2 separate regions of the Homo sapiens genome follow, and region 1 is linked to region 2. Evidence: chromatin contacts called from ENCODE Hi-C or POLR2A ChIA-PET data. All regions are on one chromosome and are shown on one strand. Each heading gives the region's core, a stretch centred on a gene start or an enhancer-like site at or near the end of the contact. The rest is flanking DNA. Distances are from core to core; before and after follow the strand shown. Region 1 overlaps SNX29 (sorting nexin 29). Region 2 overlaps SNX29 (sorting nexin 29).

Region 1 (6,748 bases), core at 2,920-5,419, 480 kb before region 2:
AGTGGTGTGATCACAGCTCATGGCAGCCTCTGCCTCCTAGGCTCAAGCGATCCTCCCATCTGTCTCCTGAGGAGCTGAGACACAGGCATATGCAACCACACCTGGCGTGTGTGTGTGTGTGTGTGTGTGTGTGTGTGTGTGTACATGTGGTTGTGTTTTTTTGTAGAGATGGAATTGTTACTGTGTTGACTAGGCTGGTCAAAATTCCTGGGCTCAACTGATCCAACCCATCTTGGCCTCTAAAAGTGTTGGGATTGCAGGTGTGAGCCACTGCACCCAGCCAATACTTTTTAAAGCACTGTCTGCCACGGCAGAGGTCACCAGGAGCAGAGCAGGGCAGGAGTCCTACGGAGGATTGTGGTCGAGTGACTGATCCAAACCAATGTTAAAGGTCGCAGTGGTTGCTGCGTGGAGAGGAGCCTGAATGGCAGTGTGATGGCACGGGGGGTGACTGGGGAGGACAGTGTGGCACCCACATCATGAGAGGCAATGGCAGCTTTGACCATGGTGGTGGTGAGGCGTGGAGGGTGCTGGAAGCAGTCGGATCTAGATCTATTTCAGGGGTGGAACCAAGGGCAGTAGTGCACCTTACCTGTCTTGCTCACTGCCGTGTGCCCGGCAACTGGTATACAGTAGGTGCTTGTTTCTTAAGGAAGTGAATAAATAGGAACCTGGTCAATTACGAGGTAGGGGACAGGAAGAGGCAAGGACTGGTGGCCTCCACAGCTGCTGAGATGGAACCTCTACTTCCTGAGCTGGGGAGTCACGGGTAGGAGCACTTTTGGGGCAGAAAACAAAAGATGCCTTTTAGTTTGGTTTGAGATGCTCATGAAGTGATGCAAATGGAGTGTTGGTTAGGCAGTCAGAGATGAGGCTGACATAGGTTTGGGAGTTGGGTCCACAGAGCTCTGTTGCCCAATACGGGAAGACACCAGTCATACAGGACACTGAGTCCTTGAGATGCAGTTCGTCTGAGCAGAGCTGTGCAGTGCATAAAATAACACACCAGTTTGGCAGACTTAGTACCCAAAAATGGAAAATAAATCAGTAAGATTCAAAAGGATTGCGTGTTGAAATGGCAATGTCTTGGATGTATTGGGTTAAATGAAATAAACTATTACAATTATCACCTGCGTTTTAAAAATATTTTTAATGGGGCTACTAGAATTTGTTTTTGTGAAACAGGATCTCACTCTGTTGCCCAGGCTGGAATGTAGTGCTATGATCACTGCTCACTGCAGACTTGAACTCCTGGGCTCAAGCGATCTACCTGTCCTGGCCTCCTGAGTAGCTGGGAAGACAGGAGCATGCTACCATATGTGGCTAATTAAAAAAAAAAAAAAAAAAAAAAAAAAAACTGGGCCGGGCACGGTGGCTCACTGCTGTAATCCCAGCACTTTGCGAGGCCGAGATGGGTGGATCACGAGGTTTAGGAAATCCAGACCATCCTGGCTAACATGGTGAAACCCCATCTCTACTTTAAAAAAAAAAAAAAAAATTAGCCAGGCATGGAGGCATTTGCCTGTAGGTCCCAGCTACCTGGGAGGCTGAGGCAGGAGAATGGCGTGAACCCAGAAGGCAGAGGTTGCAGTGAGCTGAGATTGGTGCCACTGTACTCCAGCCTGGGCGACAGAGCAAGACTCCGTCTCAAAAAAAAAAAAAAAAATAAAAAAAATAAAAACAAAAACAAAAAAAACAAAAAAACCTTGTTAGAGACAGGGTTTTGCTATGCTGCCCAGGCTGGTCTTGAATACCTGGCCTCAAGCTGTCCTCCTGTTTCGGCCTCCCAAAGTGCTGGGATTACAGGCCTGAGCCATTGCACCTGGCTGAAAATTTTAAATGGCATACATGGCTCACATGGTATTTCTGCTGGACAGCGCTGATGGAGGTGGCATTGGGAGGGTCACTTAGGATGGTGCAGGACAGGAGCAGCAGCCTGAAGACTGCCTTGACGTCCCTCTGCATTCCCCTAAGTGCGGCCTCCTGACTTAATGCCCATGGCAACGCAGCTGTGGGGTGCCTGGCATAGTGCCCACATCACCCCCACCCCCAGACAGAAATGGTTACGCATCGCCTCCATCTGTGACAGCCCACAGCAGCCTTTGCGCAGCCGGGCTTTAAGAGCCACCTGCAACAATGCCCTTCATGCGGCCCTGGTGGGAACTGACTTTATGCCTGGATTCTCATCCCAGGAGCCTTTCTTTTCTCTGTTACCATAACTGGGTTAAAAATGTTGCCTATTTTGTTGCAGGGTCTGAGTACTTAAGCCAGTGTAAATTATTTGGGAGGTGTGGGGGCAGTGCAGAGTTTCTTTTCATCCTTTAGGTCTCAGCTTAAAAGTCACTTTAGCCAGCCAGGTGTGGTGGCTCACACATGTAATCCCAGCACTTTTGGAAGCTGAGGTGGGTGGATCACTTGAGGTCTGAGTTCGAGACAAGCCTGACCAACATGGAAAAACCCTGTCTCTACTAAAACATAAAACTTTAGCCAGGAGTGCTGGCCCATGCATGTAATCCCAGCTACGCAGGAGGCTTGAGGCAGGAGAATTGCTTGAACCCGGGAGGCGGAGGTTGTGGTGAGCGGAGATGGCACCTTTGCACTCCAGCCTGGGCAACAAGAGTAAAAAACTGTCTCCAAAAAAAAAAGCCACTTTAGCCAAGAGGACCCCTTGGCCTTAGCCCCATGGCTCTCCACTGGCCCCCCTCCCCCCAGGGGACCTCTGGCCATGTCTGGACATCTGTCTGTTACAACTAAAGGGGTGCCCCTGGCCTCTAACAGGTGGAGGCATCCTACAATGTACGGGACGGCCCCCCACAACAGAATCATCCAGTCCCCAATGACAGCAGTGCCTAGGCTGTTGAACGTAGATTCTTGGTTGGGACCAAGAATTTCTAATTCCTGTCACTCTTGCAATATTTACTGTGGTCTGAAATTATCCGGATGGTTGACTTCTTAAAAATCTGTCTGCTTCATGTCCAGTGCGACTCCAACAGTACACCTTACCTGTCTTACTGCTGTATGCCAAGCACCTGGTATACAGTAGCCGCCTAATAATTGTTTCTTCTAGAAGTGAATACATAGGTACCTGTAATGAGGAGTGTTTTCTGTATGAAATTTTAATGCTGCATTGCCAGTTTATCCAAATCTGCCTAATTAACTCAAAATGAGATTCTGCTCCATTTCAATTCAGTTGATCCACGTGTATTAAGTTCACCTCAATCTCCAGTTGTTGAAAAAGAACTGAGACAGAGACCATCCACTGAAGTATCTAATTTATAAAATGTCACAATTTGTGTCATTGTAAAGAGGTTGATCTCAACCAGGTTGTAACAAAATTTCCACAGCTTATTCCAAAAGAAAATTTTAATACAAGAGATCTTAAAAAATTAAACACATTTGTTTAAAAATCCTATTATGTAAACCTTAACATAAGAGGGTAGTTAAGATAATACTACAGGTTTCAGGGCGTTTCCACAGACTTCTAGACCTTATGTACACACAGACTATCAGACTCTAGATATGTGGCCTGCTTACCCTTAAGGGGGTGCACTGGGAGCCGATCATGGGCGCCCCCTAGTGGGGTTACCATCGCTCCTCCATTCAAAAAAGACTCGCTTCTCTAAGAAGTCGGTGTCAGGTGAGTAAGCGTTCTACCTGACGGCTAAGCCAGGGATGAAGAGAGGCCAACATTCTTCTTAGGATGAGTCCTGGATAATAAAAATTCCAATTAGCTCTACCCCCATCCCCTTCACTCCGGGAAATTAATGGTCTCTGGGGTCACTGAGCGTTTAGTAGCTCTGGGTGCAAATGTACGATCCACCATTCCGTGTGCTACTGTCCTCAGTCCCAATTTTTGCAAGGGCATCCTCTGTCTTACCTACACTGACAGTGAATGAGTGGTGGTTCCCCTTGCCGTTCATGGAGACCAGCGGCAGAGCTGAGAAAATTTGAGGGGAAGTGGGGGAAGCCTGGGTGAGTGGTTTTCCGGTTAGGATGGGAAAACACTTACGCACCAGTAAGAACTAAATCCCTGGGCCTCTTAAACCACCAGTGAATCTAGAATCTTCCGCCAGCAGCGCTGCTCCTTAATGTCATAGGCTCAACTATCTTATTAAGGAAGCCAGATTTCTTTTTCACTTCTCTATAGAAACTAGCTATAAGGAAGGATACGCAACTTGGTTGCTGGGATTTAGAAGTAACTGTCTACTCCATGACATAATTCAGAGTACCCAAATCGGGCCCATAAGATGGCAATGGCTCATGGCTAGAGTGAGGAATACCAGAGATGACTGATCGAGGTACATTTCAACAACCATGGGATGAACTGCGGGATCCGGTCTGCCTAGAGCCGGGAGACCCTGGATGGCTACACCCTTACTTCTATTGACCAAGGAGCTGAAGCTTTATTTTGGAAACAAGATCAAGATTGTGTATTAGAAAAACATAAAGATGAACTTTCTTGGCACAGAAATGAGATAAAATATACAGTGCTACAACTGCAGAATTAGCACGGACGCCAATCTAAAAACAGCAAATATTTAACAGTAGCTTTAATGAATTAATGCACAATATTTTGAAAAATCTTTGACCTTGCTCATAAGCAGATGCCTGCCTTGAAGAAACACTCCAAGTCTGCCGTGATTCCGAGCGAAATGCCAAGGCAGAGTCAAGACAATCATTACCTTTAGGGCTGAAACCTGGGCATGAGGCTGCCCCTTCTGGGATGCCTCCTAACCAGTCTGATGTACTGGGGAAGGAGGAGTGAGGTGGGGTCTTCCTCGGGTCCCAGAAGCTGAAAACCCAGCCCTTCCTTTGCCATCAGTTCTGTGCCAAGGCTGGAAGATGCTGCTGGAGTGCAGGGCTTCCCCCGTGTGGGTGCTGCAGCTCACACAGGAGCTTGGTGGAGGAATGAAGGATGGATTCTGGGGGTAGCCGGAGGGGAGGGGGCTCACTGGGAGCCCAGAGAACATGGCTGGACCTCCCTGTGAGGAGCCAGATGGTGTCGCAGCCCCCTGTGGGGGCTTGAGCACGTGGAGCAGGAAGGCCGAGGCCTGGAACCCCAAGAACTGGTCCTCAGGGTTGGCAAAATGTACCATGCAGAACCAAGAGAGGCAGCCACTGCCGGCCTGGGCCACAGAGCCCTGCCTCAGGCTGTTGGGATATAAGCCGCCTCCAGAAGGCAGAGCCTGCTGTCCATCAACCAGGCAGGCTGGTGGGCTTCACTCCTGTTTCCAACCTGGATTGTGATCACTGGCCCCAGTACTTGTTAGTTGCATCAGCTACAGCCATGGTATCAATCCACCTGGTGTAAACGACTTTCAGGAGCCTCTGGTTTTTAAAGCACAATACTACCTGCCATGGTTCTAAGAAATTACATGGTTATCAAAATTGATCTTAATAAGCTCCAAAGTATGAAGCAGGGCCAAGGGCTGTGATCAGACCCAGTCCACATCCCTCCCCTTCCTCTTCCTAGATCTTGCAAGATGGTTCCCTTGTTTACAACTCCACTGGATGATCCCTTTTATAGCCAGCAGCTCCCTAGATGCAACTGGTGACTGGATGTGAAGATGGCTACCACCATAGACTGTAAGAGCCTCTTCCCTGAAAGTGTCTTCCTTCACCAGGGCCTGCCAGTAGAGAAATGCAGGGGGCTTTGAACCTCAGCTCCAAACTCTAAAATGCCTTGCCAGCAACGTGATTGGAGCATACTGCTAAGTGGGAATCAAAGAAGCTGGAATTTCACACTGATTGCAGGAAGAGTGGCGGAGAAGGTTCTGTCTCAGATCAGGAGTGGATGGTTGGGCTAGGTTTCTAGCAGCCTTTAAGCTCCCTCCCTTAGAAGCTTTTGTTGTCTCTCAAGGAGAGACACCTCTGCCCAGCCCTACCGTTCCTGAGTCGTCTTTCATCTGGGGGAGAAAAAAAGATGTGAAAGATGGAACCTGCTGTTCTGTTTCAGCACAGCAGGCCATGAAGACAGAAGGATTCGGTGTGGATTCTTCCTCCCAGCAAAGGGTGGTCCCAGGAATCCAAGGCCCTTGAGAGGTGGGCCACCCTCGTTCCTCTCTGAGTAGGGGAGGGGGCTTCTGTTCTCAGATGTTGTTTGAAAATCTCCGAGTAATCTTAGAAGAAGACAGATGTGAGGTGCAAGCAATCCTTTCCTCAGGGGTGTCTTCGCCACTCATGGATAAGGTCGTGGCTTAGCCCTCAGAATTGAATCCAGGCTGACAGGCAGTTGACACATTTCCAGGGTGTGGAATTTGGGCACCAGGTTTCAGCCACAATTCTGCTAGGCCTGGGTGTTTCTGCTCCATAACTCCAGGAACTGGGAACCCTGCCAGTTGTTTGTTGCCTGAAGTTCATCCCACCACACTAGAGAGCAGGACGGGATTCTTCTGAGCAGCAAGATGGACCCAATCATTGCAGAACATTCTATGGGATTCCAAAGGGAAGGCTTCGGGGAGTTGCTGTCATGTGCGGGCCACCAGCATTTTTAGAGTGAGAATGAGAGGAGATGGTCTGGATCTGCGAGATGACTCGACTCTACGGTCTGTGCATGATCATGGGGGAGGTACCAGGAGCAGGCAGCTGGGGATGGTCCCCATGTGGCTCCCAGGAACATGCTCTCATTTTGGAGAGCAGACCAGGTTTTTTGTGAATAATTCAGTATTATAAAAGTAGGAGGCAGTTTCTCCCACCAGTTCAATACCAGCTGAGAGCATACTTGTTTCTCACGGGTTAGTATCTCTCA
Region 2 (7,453 bases), core at 2,895-5,394:
AAGAGGTGGGCTTTGAAGTCCCATGCTCTCCCACCAAGGACTCCCTATGCTGGACAAGTTCCTCCATCGCTGAGCCTTGATTCTGCTCAATGAGAGAGAGGCGATAACAGTAGCCGCTGCATGGGGTCGCTGCAAGGACTAGACAGGGGAAATCCATGTCCAGTACTGAGCACAGTGCCTGCACACTGATCAAGTACCATCATCCCGGGTTCATCATGCCTAGCGCTCACAGGAGAGTGCCACTCCAGAGATGGATTTGCATTTAGGGTCCTTCCATCTCAGAGCCAGGCAGTCATGAGGGCACTGCACCACAGAGGGAGGTGGGCTAGCACCCCAGGAACATAGGCACAATAGGCATTCTGCTCCGTCCCTCAGCCCAGGGATCCACACTCCACGAATCAAAAGGGCACAGCAGGCTGGTGCAAGTCCTCCCAGATGCTGGTGGGAGTCTGAATACAAAAGGGTAGAGGGCATGGTCAGAACTGGGCTTCCTTCTGGAGGCCGACAGGACTCCACCCTCACCGGGAGTCCGGGCCAGAACGCTGTGGGGGACCCAAGAGCCAAGGGCAGAGCCGCCCTCAGACAGGCTGCATCTGCTCCTGTCCCTGGAGCCTCCCTGTTTAGGTCACTAAATACTGAGCTGCCAGCTGTCACCTAACTACCCAGGAACAATGCAGCACCAACTCACTGGCCCTTCCTCACACATACCCAACTCCCCTACGAGCTACACAACCCCATTCAAAAATCACGGTGCCTCTTCCTTCCTTCAGTGGAAGAGGAGATGGGAGGTTCGAGAAGAATCAGGGAGAAGGGCAGTACAAGAAAACGGAACCAAGGGCCCTGGGTTTAGTGCTGAGCTGACCACCTCGCAGACTCAGACACCACTCTCTACCTACTTTATTTTAGCCAATGTTCACAGCAAACATGTGAAAGACAGGTAATTAGTCCCATTCTGCAGAAGAGAAAACAGAACCTCAGCAAAGTCACCAGCCACAGCCATGTATCTAACAACAGCCTGAAACCTAAGTGTCTCTTTCCTCATGAAGTGCTCTGTGCTGGAGGGGAGCCACCAGTTCTCTGACCTCCCATTTTCACATGAAGTAGGTCCCCACTCCCCAGTTCCCACCCTCACTCTTTCTGTCCCGTACTCTCTGCTCCCACAATGCAGGGAGTGACCTGGCCCACTTGGGCCAGACAGGAGGCGCTCTTCCTCAGCTCAGCTCCTGTGGGTTCTCTCAGAGCCCACCCACCTGTTCACCTCCCCACAAGGTGTGCTCAGGAACTGCCCTGAGGGGGGTCTCTACCTCTGACTGTTAGACTCAGGGACGAGGTTTTGTAAGCCCACCTTCCCACAGGTTCAAAGCTCTGTTTTCCAACCAGCTTTACTGATGACAAAGCTAGCCTCTTGATCTTCACGTGTCTGTCTGTCTGGAGGAGGTGACGCCTAAGCTGTGTCTTACAGGATGAATAAGCACGACCCAGGCAAAAGAGGAGGAGAGGGGAGGGTGTCCCGGCAGACGGAAGAGCATGAAACTGAATCGGGCGCGCATGAAACTGAATCGTCTGCGCACATGAAACCGACGGTGTGTACAGACACCTGGAAGCAGCTGGGTGCTGCTGAAATGCAATGTAACGTCCCATCAAAGGGCACGCGGTGGCCACTGCAAGTGGGAGCTCCAGTATGCCCAACCCCCTATTCAACTGGGCAGCGACGTTCTTCCAGAAGGTGAACTCCAATGGTTAGAGTCCTGGACGGGGAGCAAGGTGGCTGATGTGGGAGTGGAAGAGAAATCCTTTACGGTATCCCATACGTACCTTTTGAGTTTTGTTCCATGTAAATATATACTTATGCAAAACAAAAATTTAAATACAAATTTTTAACATTAATATTTAAGGTCTAGGGCAGGAGGGAGAAGAGGAGGAGGAAAAGGAGTTGAAGGAGGGGGCAGGGGAAGGGTTAGAACTGCTGGGCTGCAACCAAAACGTAAGCACCCCGGCCACGTACTGAGCGTCCTCTGGGCCCAGCGTGTGCGGGCACTGCACATGGCAAGTGCTATTCACCTCCTTTTGGAAATAAGGAAACGGACAAAGTAAATGGCAAAGCCAGGACGTGAGCCCTTCATGTGGGACTGCAGGAGCCTGGGGTGCTCTCCTCCAGGGCGGTGCAGCTCCCCCAACTTTAATGAAGCAGCCCAGTCAGGCTACTCCTTCCCAATAAACTCACACCCAGCTGCCTCCCCACCACCCCCGCCTTCCAACTTTACAAACTGAGCTGTCCCAGCTCAAACAAAGCTGACATTTCAAACAAGTCTGACCGCGTCTCATCCCCTGAGCGAGAGGCCCATTTTGGATTGGCTCTGAATTGCATCAAACGGTTACATAAGCTGCTGCCTGGCCCAGCTGAGATAGCCGGCTAGAAACCTCCAGACCAAAAGTTGATCCTAGCTTAGAGTTCAGGGACAGCCCTTCCTGAAAGTCTGTAAACAAATTAAGAGTCTGAGCTGTTAGGGAGGTCAGGAGGAATGCAGCAGACCTCAAATAAAATGAACAAATGCTAAAAAAGACCAAAAAAAAAAATCATGTGTGGCCCAAACCAAGAGCACAGAAATGATACTGAGACCTTGTGTACTCACTGCAGCCTGGATCATTAACCACAGACAAGTGAGAGCCTGGTGAGGCAGGGAACAACCAGCCAGATGCGGGAAGTCGGCCTGAAATACAGCCCCTTCAAAATGCCCTCTGGCTTGGTGCAGGGTCTCCAGGTGAAGCTAAAACATATTCTTCCCGGAGTAAGAGCCTAGCTGTGCAACCCAGCTCCACCGGCCACTGGCTGTGTGATGCTGGCTAGGTTTATCTACCGCTAAGCACTCCCGTCTCCTCTGTGAAATGGGGATCACCGCAAGCTCTCACAGGATCGCAGACATGCGTGAGTTAACGGGTGACAAGGACAGACTCAGTACTCGGCAGCACCATCACCAATGCTTCCTCAAGGGCTTCATAATGGCGACAACAGCTCCTCAAGCCCATCCCGACATCCTGCAGTGCTTAGTGACGGAACCAGAGGTGCAGCCTGGAAGATCACTGTCAGCCCCCTTTGCACACTGCAGGGAGGTTCCCTTCTGGCCCAGCATCCCCATCTGTGCAAGACCTCCTGACCTCCCCTGCACCGAGCCCTTAACCTTTCCCTCCTGTGACCCTCTGGACCTCAGCCACCCTATCCTTGCTACATTCATCCTGCTGTCATCGGTTCCTCCTTCCCCTCCTGGGAGCAAGGAATCCAGGGTCTATATGAGTGACCAGCATCCAGCACTGGTCTTTTTCCAGGTAAGGAGTTGGGAGCTGTACTGCATAACCTAAAACTTCCATTAGGAATTTCCCACTTCACGGGGAACTCGTTCCCATGGGTGGATCGAGTGGCGGTTGTTCAGTGCCACAGATAACAAAGAGTACATCACTCCCACATGACCCCATTGCCTCCCGTTTTGCCCCATCCAATCATTCATCATTTCTTTATTACCATAAAACTCCACTAGAATGCTCTGTGGGCAGGGCCCATGTGAGAAGAGCTAACATCTCCTGAGTGCTGAGCGCAATGTCAAAGCACTCTCTGTGTATGAACTCATTTAGTCCTCACAACAGCCCATGGTGCTGGCACTCTTAAATCTGCATTATAATGATGGGGAAATTTTAACATGTGACACAGAGCTTGTGCATGGCCAAGCTGGATCCCCACCTCTGGCTCCTCAGCACCTAGAACTGCGCCCAGCACATGAGAGATGTTTGGTAAATGTTTGGTGAATGAATAAACAGATGATAAAGAAGTGAGGCATGTCTAAATGCCATCTGGAACCTTCCAATTACTAAGACACTAAGACAGTCACTGAAGGGCTAATACACAAAATTCAGTGGGAAGTTTCCCCTTTAAAGAAAGATGCCCAGCGTGAGGGATCTGTGTTGGCCACGTCACCTAGGTTCACTTCTCGGCAGTTAAGGGGCAGGGGGCTCAGACTGCAGCCGATTTAACGGCCACTGCCCCACCATCTCATCCTAAAATTTTATCATGAAGCCCTTAGCCAAGCAAGCAGCTGGCTGCGGGGCCTCGCATCTCTCTCTGATGTTACTACAGCACTCCTCAACTTCATTTCTGGAGCTGCCGAATGTTTGGAATTGTGTTGCTAGGCGATGAGCCAGAACGCCTCACTAGCGTTGAGAATCTCTTCCAATAATAGCCAAGAGGAAAAAAAAGGACCCCCTCAACACAGCCTATTGACAAGTAAGGATGTTTTTCTTGCCCTCTCTGCCCTGGCTCACAATCAAAAGCTCTAACAAATTAAAAGGAAACAAATGGGCCGGATGGTCTGGGCTCACCTGACTCTATCACCTTCACTCCCCAGCCCCAAAAAAAGGGGCAAGAAGGCAACAATCGGGATTCAAAAGCTGAATACCCACAGCTAATCAATTATATCTCATGAAAAGCAATGACACAGGGGAAATGTTTTCTGATGAGCTGCAAATTCCCTTTTAGAACAGGACCACAAAGTGACTGGCAATGCATGACTGTGCTATACTGATGGTGAACAGAAAGCTGCATGCATGCTTGATGTTTTTCAACTAGAAAAGACCACTGCTCTCAACACCACCACCACTCGCGACCTCACCACTGAAAGGGGTACCGCGCTGGACATGAAAAATTCAGATAACCACCACCCGCAGCTGCGGAAGGAAAGCGGCAGAGAAAAGACTAGGGCGCCCCCTGGTGGCTCCAATGTGGCTCTTCCTGAAATTGGCAGGAATAAAGCCTGAGCCGCTTTCTTGCAACCTCCAGCTCCCAAATAACCATATATTCAAACGAAATTAACTCAAGAGTAGAAACTTTGTTGTTAAAAAGGAGGTGAAGGGAGACAAGGCTGTTGTAAACACCAACAAATATCAACTGAATGAATTTTGATTAAGATCTAGTAAAGTAGTACCAGTGAGCTGGTTTCCGCAGCAGTGACGGTACTTCCGCAGCTACGGAGTCAGGATCACTTAGTCTGGTGCATTCCACAGGTCTGTATCATTATGCATCTACTGCCTTCCTAAATCATCATCTTCATTGCAGGAGTGATGGCACGAAAAAGCTCCCAAACATACACACACACATGCATGCGCACACACACAAACAAATGCTCCCTGGGATCTATCATTTTCTTTAGGCTCATTTTTTCCTAAGTTTCATTCCTTGACCTATGCAGGAGGCGAGAGGTTTTAAAAAAAAAGCCTAAGACAAAATACGGTTCCTGGAAAACGGCCCTGCTGCTTCCTTCTGTCTTGGGGTTTCTCAAGTACTGTCGTTTGGGACTAGATAATGCTGTGTTGGGAGGAGCTGTCCTGTTGGGAGGACCTGTCCTGTCCACCACAGGACGTTCAGCAGCATCCCTGGGCTCTACTTAGCAGATGCCGGAAGGACCCTCATCCCAGGTGTGACAACCATATATGTCCCAGACATGGCTAAATGTCCCCTGGGGGTTGCAATCACCCCCAGCTAAGAACCACCATCCTGCGTGATCACTTCCAATTTTCAGGCCTCATAGAAAGAGTAGCCTGGTTTATGTCCTCTTAACCAGAGGGAGGATTGAGGGGTAGATACCAGCTAAAGGGAACTTCAGGGCCTCTGCAGGAGGGATGGTTTCAGTAAGATGGAAAATCAGGTCAACCTATTTGCAGTTCAACAATAAGGCCCAGATGTTGTTTTCAGGAAGATTCGTCAGCAACGTACCCTTTGAGGGTGTTGTTAATGATCACACCTACCAGTTATTCAGTCTTTAAGATGCCAGATACTCTCTTGGATTTTTTTTCCAATTTTTCTTATCAAGGTATAATTTACATAGCATATAACACCCTTCGATAGCTCAGGTGGTAATTTACATAGTGTATCTTCTGAGTATCTTCCATCTGTTAGTTCATTTAATCCTCACAACTGTGTCAGAGGGGTACTATGATAGCCCCATTTTATAGACGAGAACGCTGAGGCACAGTTAGCTTAAATAACTTGCCCAGGTTCCCACTGCTAATACATGTAGGGATGTGCGTAAGAACACAGCCAGTGTAGCTGGTTTAACATCAGCAAGCAGAACAGTAAAAACAAAAATAATGATACCACGATTGCCAGTGTTGCCCCAGACACTATGTGCAATTACCACCTGCTAACTACCTGAAGTGTTTCGTGTTTCTTACTTTTTTCTAAAGCCTGGAACACTCTGAAGGAGAGTCGTGAAAGCAAAGGAACTTCTCCCCAGGAAAATCCACGTATGTGCACAAACACACAAGCACGATTTTGCACACAATTGCAAGAGGTATCTGAAATCTCTAAAACTATCTATGAGCCTCCAATGAGGTTCCCAGATACAACAGACACTTCATATAACTCCCAGGAATCCACCAAGGGGATAATATTACCACCATTTCAAGGACTGGGAAAACGAGTTCAGAGAAATTAAAGCATTTGCCCGGGGTCACATAGATCTTTCTCTTTAAGACACGGTCTCACTCTGTCACCCAGGCTGTGGTGCGATCAAGGCTCACAGTAGCCTACAACTCCTGGGTTCAAGAGATCCTCCTGCCTCAACCTTCCGAGTAGCTGGGATTACAGGCACGTGCCACCATGTCTGGCTTTTCTGTCTTCTTCTTTTGTAAAGAGAGGGGGTCTCACTATGTTGCCCAGGCTGGTTTTGAACTCCTGGCCTCAAGCAATCCTCCTGCCTTGTCCTCCCAAAGTGTTGGGATTACAGCCAGGAACCACTGCACGTAGCCACACAGCTCTTGAACAGCAGTGCTGTGGTCTGCCTGACCCATGTTCTTTCCATCCCAACACATTGCTTCTCAACTTGCCGTGATCACTGACATCAGGGCCCTACAAAACTAAAGGATGTGTAAAGTGCAGAAAGGATTTACATATCTAATATTCTAGTGGCTCTGATGATATACAGTGGCAATGTAAGGGCTGCTGGCCACTCAGAATTAAAACCTGAAGGTGACATTTGCCTTTCACAAAGACAGTTGTTGATTCACCTCTACAAACTCCATAAGACAGCATCTCAGCAAAACAGTCCACAGGGGTCTGGCACTCACACAAATACCATTCTGCCTCTTTCCAGCCCTCTTCCCACATCGGCCAACACCTGGCCTCGGGTATAAAAAGTTATGGGCCAAATGTCCAAGCCAGTGTGTTTACTGATACTGGCTTGCCTAGCCAAAAGCCATTCAAATTCACCTGAATGTCACCACATGTGTAAAGGAGACAGTAGGCAAGGGGGAAAGGAAGACACCTGTCTTTGGTATCAAAGAAACTAACGAGGTCAGGCAAGTCATGAGAAACTTCAGCAGAGTGGTTCTTTAATCACCGCAAATGAGAATGTGGATATTCTGGCTCCTTTCCCAGAACAGATGGTCAGCACCACAAAGAATCCTTGAG

What was found. Hi-C counts contacts between places; a loop is a spot of excess contacts on that map. ChIA-PET counts read pairs that join two places held with the same protein, here RNA polymerase II (POLR2A). Pooled maps may share reads with other maps.
Region 1: a map with no recorded cell type shows a loop between it and region 2 (30-fold over the local background). The contact joins two enhancer-like sites. A Hi-C loop is called at or near these places in 1 of 37 single-sample maps with no recorded cell type and 8 of 50 pooled maps. POLR2A ChIA-PET finds 5 or more read pairs at or near these places in 2 of 52 experiments (GM12878 and naive thymus-derived CD8-positive, alpha-beta T cell).

The regions. Positions count from the first base shown.
Region 1 is chr16:12,570,797-12,577,544 of GRCh38, reverse strand. SNX29 (sorting nexin 29) reads right to left here. Exons shown (of 21, transcript NM_032167.5): 21 at 3,258-6,748. The region is part of intron 1 of SNX29-AS3 (SNX29 antisense RNA 3); the gene reads left to right. Among named protein-coding and RNA genes, the nearest start is that of SNX29-AS3, 37 kb to the left of the region's middle. Within about 2 kb of position 4,169, at least 3 of the 41 ENCODE cell types and tissues checked have a DNase peak (open chromatin) inside an H3K27ac peak, as active enhancers do.
Region 2 is chr16:12,092,667-12,100,119 of GRCh38, reverse strand. All of the region lies in intron 11 of SNX29 (sorting nexin 29), which reads right to left. Among named protein-coding and RNA genes, the nearest start is that of SNX29, 120 kb to the right of the region's middle. RefSeq lists enhancers at 2,274-2,568, 2,497-3,430. Within about 2 kb of position 4,144, at least 7 of the 41 ENCODE cell types and tissues checked have a DNase peak (open chromatin) inside an H3K27ac peak, as active enhancers do.